2 separate regions of the Homo sapiens genome follow, and region 2 is linked to region 1. A link is a contact called in ENCODE Hi-C or POLR2A ChIA-PET data. All regions are on one chromosome and are shown on one strand. The core of a region is the stretch at or near the end of the contact, and the rest is flanking DNA. Distances in the headings are between cores, read along the strand shown. Region 1 overlaps PALM2AKAP2 (PALM2 and AKAP2 fusion). Region 2 overlaps PALM2AKAP2 (PALM2 and AKAP2 fusion).

Region 1 (2,983 bases), core at 74-2,573:
ACTCGGAATTTCAGTCTAACATTGTTGTAGTGGTTCCTTACGTTCCTTATAGAGGTCACATTATACCTGTTCCCTGCTCTGTAAATGTCAGGGCTGGCCATCAGCCAAGACCAATACGGACCTGCCCTGAGGTCTACATGGCACTGTGTGTTCATGTTGTTGTTTAAGGATAGTGACCGATGTCCTTCAAGAGAGCCGTTCTGGCCGGGCACAGTGGCTCATGCCTGTAATCCCAGCACTTTGGGTGGCTGAGACAGACTGATCACTTGAGGTCAGGAGTTCGAGACCAGCCTGGCCAACATGGTAAAACCCTGTCTCTAGTAAAAATACAAAAATTAGCCAGGCATAGTGGTGGGTGCCTGTAATCCCAGCTACTCAGGAGGCTGAGGCAGGAGAATCGCTTGAACCTGGGAGGCAGAGGTTGCAATGAACCCAGATCACTGCACTCCAGCCTGGGCAACAGAGCAAGACTCCATTTCAAAAAAATGAAAGAAAAAAAAGTGTTCTATAGAGTGTTCAGTGCAGGTGAGGAACTGGATGGCAGGATGTTCTCATTGAAAATGGGGCAGATTTCAGGCATCACAAGCTATTGAATCATTACAGGTGAATAAACCAATAGCAGAGCAAAGTTTGAGGGAGTAAGCAAAGCTGGACCTGGGGTTACTGGGGAAGTTCTGGGTGAGATGCACACTGGATCAGTGAAAAAGAAGCACCAAAGATAACCATCATGGTTTGGGGAGTCTAATGGGGCATGTCCTCTTGGCCAAGGGACTTCAAGGGGCCTTATGGGGTCATGAAAAAGAATGTGATTGAGCTCCCAGGCCTGTGGCACAGACTATTTGCATCACATTCATTTAATGATCTTCAAGACCCAAACAGTGGTGCTGTCTGCAGTGTCCACTATTGGGGGAAGAGCATCCGGAGTGCTGTCACCGTCCTAATGGAGAGGACCTCTGGCTGCAAACTCTGGACCTCTGAGGAAGTTGTCAGGTGTGGAACAGGTTTCTCTCCAGCCTTTTGGCAGCCTGTGTGATTCCTAAGATGGCACCCAGAATTCTGGTGCCTGGTTTGAACCATACTTGGGGAGGATCATCAGAGATCACAGGGCCCAGCAGAGGAGCCTGGCTGAGCTAGCTTCCCTTGATACTGACCAGAATGATGGCCGGAAGTCTGGGGATGAGGCATAGTGTCTTCTCTCTCTGGGGACCTGTGATAGCCTCTCCTAAGGGGGTAGATAGAACCAGAACATGGGCTCAGTTATCCAAAGCGACCATTCTCAGCCCCCTTGTTCCTGGAAGCCCCTGCTCCAGAACTGCTAAGCCAGCCTTTCTTTCCTGCTACTTCTCTGACCTCTAGTGGCTAGAACTGGAAAAACTTGCTCAAGGGATGAAATCATCAATAAGCAGGAAATGTCTTTGATGTTAAATGGCTGTCCACTTCTCTATAGTAATCCTTCACCCTCTTTACAACATTCTTTCTGCATACATCCCATCATTTAATTCAGCCATCATCAACACTGGGTTTGGGCTCCAGACTGTGACTGTCACTGTCTTATGTAACTTGGGCTGGAGTTGGCATCTGAGCCTCTGTGGTCATGACATCCAGGTGTCACGACATCCACCCTAACTACATTCCAGGGTTGTTGCAAGGCTCAAATGACATGAAGCCTACAAAAGAAGTGGTATATAAATCCGCTTGTTACTCCAAAGCCATTGAGTCTGTGATTCTGTAAGCCTAAAATGTTTTAATTCATATATTTTGGTGAAGGCATTTAAGCCCTTTCCTCTGATTCTCTATGGGAGATTCTGTCCCAATCCATAAGCATTTACTTGTGGTTGTTATATATATTTCATAATGGACTTACTGATTACTCAACAAACATGAATTGCCTACCTCGTGCCATGTACCACAGCTACTGCTGGGATCTGGCAATGATCAGACAGGCAAGGCTCTACCCTAATGGAGTTTGCATTCAAATGAATTAAGGGGATTCATAGACAGGTGAAACATACCCCCCTGTCCTCAGGATGACATTATAGCTTAATTGAGAAGACAAAAGCTTCAATAGCCAGATAAGATTTAAGTCAGTATGTGAAAATGGCCTTCACAGAAATATAAACAGGAGTTCCACTGTGCTGTGTGTGAAAGGGAGAAGCTAGAAGCAATGAATATAGGCTGTGCTTTCTAGGTGTTTAACTCTGGAAGAGTGGCTGGTGGGAAGTGATCTGGACACTTGAGAGGTCAACTGGAAAATGATGAAAATTAACCTGGTAATTGGTGTCTATTTCTGGTCCCAGAAGAGATGCAAAAATTTTATGCAGAATATGCATGAAATTGTTCATCTCACCCTATAGTCACATTATTCTTTGAGATTCCAATTAAGTGGTAGCTAGAATCATTAGATGCTTTCTGTTCTGAATATTAACCTTATAAATATTAACTTTGTCCTCATAATAACTATCTGAGGGTAGGTACCCTTATCATCATACCCATTTTACTGATGAGGAAACTAAGATATCAAAAGAGTAAGTAACTTGCCCAAAGTGATTTGGCTGCCAAGTCATGGATTCAAGCCCAAACCGGCTGGCTCCAGAGCTTACACGCTCACCACTGTGCTATATTGTTTCTTAAGCCTTCAATTAAAAAGTCAATCGGAATTTTCAGAGATACATACTAAGTGTGCAGGAGTGAGGTGACCTGAGGTCTGGGATTGGTTTAAAATAATTCAGCAAGTCTAAGGAAGGAAGGAAGAGCCAATTATGCTAAAATCTTGATAAATGTTTACTCTGGGTGATGTTTATAATGTTTATAGGGGTCATTATAGCATTCCCTAATTTCCGTAATAAAAAATAGGAACTGTTTCTAGTGAACTTGGAGATTTTGAAATACTTATTATTGTACTGTTAATATCAAAAGACTTTTCAGTTATCTGGGTAATTTAGATCAAAGCAACAAATTTCACTGTTATTAATGTAATGTGGCC
Region 2 (3,165 bases), core at 97-2,596, 140 kb before region 1:
TGGTGAAACCCTGTCTCTACTAAAAATACAAAAATTAGCTGGGTGTGGTGGCACATACCTGTAATCTGAGCTACTTGGGAGGCTGAGGCCAGAGAATCACTTGAACCTGGGAGGTGGAGGTTGCACTGAGCCAAGATTGCACCACTGCATTCCAGCCTGGGCGACAGAGCGAGACTCTGTCCTCTGTCTCAAAAAAAAAAAAAAAAAAAAAAAAATGTATATATATATATATATATATATATATATATATATATATATATATACACACACACACATATATCTTGCCATTTCTTCAAACTTTTCACCAATGTAGATCATTTTAACTCTATTCACGTACATAACTGCATCTGAATTAGTACAATTTTACTATATTGTGTTTAAAGATATTTCAAAACACCACACTGGCCCCTGATCTTTTCTTTGATATTAGAAAAAACAAAATCTTGTGTCTTGCCGGATGTCCACTCTTGGAGACAATCGGGTAGCTTTAGAAGAAAGAAACATTAGCATTTCTAAAGACTTGGAGAGAGAACATGGGCAGATTTTAAAAGTGACGACACATTCTTAGTTATTTCCAGTAGATATATTGAGAACACAGAAAAATCTGGAGTCATATCTATTGGGTATTGAATTAGATGTGTGTATTTCTGTGTTCTGGGATTCACTTTAAAGCCCCAAATGAGTCTCAATATGAGGCCTGAACTGGAGAAGAAGAAGAGTTCGTGGAGAAGAACAGAAGGGTGGCTTACACCTGTAATCCCAACACTGGGAGGCCAAGGTGGGTGGATCACCGGAGGTCAGGAGTTCGAGACCAGCCTGGGCAACATGGTGAAATCCCCATCTCTACTAAAAATACAAAAATTAGTCAGGTGTGGTGGCGGGTGCCTGTAATCCCATAATCCCAGTTACTTGGGAGGCTGAGGCAGGAGAATTGCTGAGGCAGGAGGCGGAGGTTGCAGTGAGCCGAGATCATGCCATTGCACCCCAGCCTAGGCAACAAGAGTGCAACTTGGTCTCAATAAATAAATAAATAAACAAACAAATAAATAAAAATGAAAAGAAGAAGACGAAGAGTTCATCCCAGCCTCTTCTCCACCCTGGGCTAGGAATAGCTCTCTATAAGATATAGGATTTAGACAATGGATCCTAAATTGGAGATTAGGTAAAAACAAAAGAAGTGCTCCAGGACTACACTTCTGAAAGGAAGTTTTCCTAGCCCAGTAACTGCAAGATAGGTATAGAGCTATAGGTCATCATCAGCTCCCTTTACAAGTCACATGGGATTGTAATCTGAGCAATAACAACTGTGTATCCATGTCAGCTGAATGACTTGGCTCAAATGGCACTTCTTTTTTTTCTTTCAGGAGTCGGGTGGGAGAATGTGCTGCTAAAGGAAGGTGAGTCAGCCTCGAACGCCACAGAAACATCCGGCCCAGACATGACTATCAAGGTAAGGGATTCTCTTCAGGTTGATTCTCAAAGTGTATCTCTAGAGTAAAGGCAGCCGATGGCAGGTTTTTCTGGGGGCAAAATGAACACTACCAATCCACCTTGCTAGAGTTCTCTCTCTACTCACTGAGGTCTTAGGGAGGCAACCGTACATAAGATTTTCTGAAATTTGGGATCTGGTCTACAGCCGTACCACCCTGAATATGCCCGACCTCGTCTGAAACTTGGGATCTGGATTAGGAAACTGCTTGAAAACCAGAATCTAAGATGTGATTTCCAATGGGCCTGTCGTAGGGTCTTCAGTGAATATCTACACGTAAGCTATTTGTAAATGGTAACCCCAGTGGGCACAGTGGAGCAAATCTGAAAATTCTGATCTGAGAATTCAGGCCCCACTGTGCATTGTGAGGAAAGGTCAGAGAGGCATAAAGTAGCTTTGATCTTGGCTCAAGATTTCCACTGATGTCAGCAGGAAGGCAGCACATGGCCCACTCCAGCTGAAACACTAATGGCCAAAGGTTTACAAAATGAGTCATCTAGAAATCCACTTAACTATCACTGTTCAAATTAAATGCATCAATTTGTAAGCACTGGCCAGAATAAAGAATCTGTAGCAAAAGTTATCAGAGGTGCCACCATTTCCCCTCTGTTACGGGATTAAACACAAAGGAATGATCTTCCTCTCTTAGAACTCTGCTAACATATTAGTTAACAAAGGATGGGGGTGGGAGGGCTTTCTAACATTCTTGCTTGAATGATTATAATTTGAATATATGCTACTTATGAATTTTTCTTTGAAAAATAAGAAGTAATGTCTTATTTTATATAGAGCTGTAACTGGAGATATTTCTTTTTTTTTGAGACGGAGTCTCTCTCTTTTGCCCAGGCCGGAGTGCAGTGGTGCGATCTCGGCTCACTGCAAGCTCCGCCTCCCGGGTTCATGCCATTCTCCTGCCTCAGCCTCCTGAGTAGCTGGGACTACAGGCGCCAGCCACCGTGCCTGGCTAATTTTTTGTATTTTTAGTAGAGACGGGGTTTCACCGTGTTAGCCAGGATGGTCTCGATCTCCTGACCTCGAGATCCGCCTGCCTTGGCCTCCCAAAGTGCTGGGATTACAGGCATGAGCCAAACTGGAGATATTTCTCTCCTGGATCTATTAGTAGAAGTTGTACAAAAGAATATACAGCATGGATTTATTCAAGTTTTCTTTTGTAATGTGAAGGCTAAACTTGTGTTGTCTATGTTACAAATGGTAGAGAAAGCAAGCAAATGTTACCATAGTAAAGCTAAATGAAAGATAGGATAGTAGCCTGATTAGTCAAAAAGTCAACTAATCTAAGTGGTAACTATCCAGTGCTGAAAGAACTATCACTACGTTTAGCAGAATTTGTAAGACAATAATATAAATTGCAATGACATGTTGGTGTTTTATTGGCTATTATTGCAATGATTGACAAGTTTCAGTCTATGACCACATTGGACGAAGGGGAATGGGTGCCAATAGTAAAACCTGTTGGATTTAGATTTGTTATCTCAAAATCTGTTATCATCTGGAGAATTAGTTTTTGAGAAGAGTTGCTAGTGGGAGAGAAGACAGCATGTTGCCAGTGTAGCTGCAGATGTGGTACAGACAGACATTCAAGTAGTCAGAAAGACTGGAGTTTGCTTTTATAAAGCAAACGGCATATTCCTTTTTTTTTTTTTTTTTAAGACGGA

The links. Hi-C counts contacts between places; a loop is a spot of excess contacts on that map. ChIA-PET counts read pairs that join two places held with the same protein, here RNA polymerase II (POLR2A). Pooled maps may share reads with other maps.
Region 2: a loop to region 1 is called in a pooled map, with 2.6 times the contacts of the local background. The contact joins two enhancer-like sites. A Hi-C loop is called at or near these places in 2 of 168 maps with a recorded cell type or tissue (Caco-2 and endothelial cell of umbilical vein), 1 of 37 single-sample maps with no recorded cell type and 9 of 50 pooled maps. POLR2A ChIA-PET finds 5 or more read pairs at or near these places in 1 of 52 experiments (GM12878).

Annotation. Positions count from the first base shown.
Region 1 is chr9:110,151,753-110,154,735 of GRCh38, forward strand. The region is part of intron 8 of PALM2AKAP2 (PALM2 and AKAP2 fusion); the gene reads left to right. LOC124902244 (a long non-coding RNA gene) reads left to right here. Exons shown (of 2, transcript XR_007061727.1): 1 at 1-2,001. Among named protein-coding and RNA genes, the nearest start is that of C9orf152, 55 kb to the right of the region's middle. Within about 2 kb of position 1,324, at least 2 of the 41 ENCODE cell types and tissues checked have a DNase peak (open chromatin) inside an H3K27ac peak, as active enhancers do.
Region 2 is chr9:110,014,590-110,017,754 of GRCh38, forward strand. PALM2AKAP2 (PALM2 and AKAP2 fusion) reads left to right here. Exons shown (of 11, transcript NM_007203.5): 7 at 1,365-1,450. Among named protein-coding and RNA genes, the nearest start is that of C9orf152, 190 kb to the right of the region's middle. Within about 2 kb of position 1,347, at least 5 of the 41 ENCODE cell types and tissues checked have a DNase peak (open chromatin) inside an H3K27ac peak, as active enhancers do.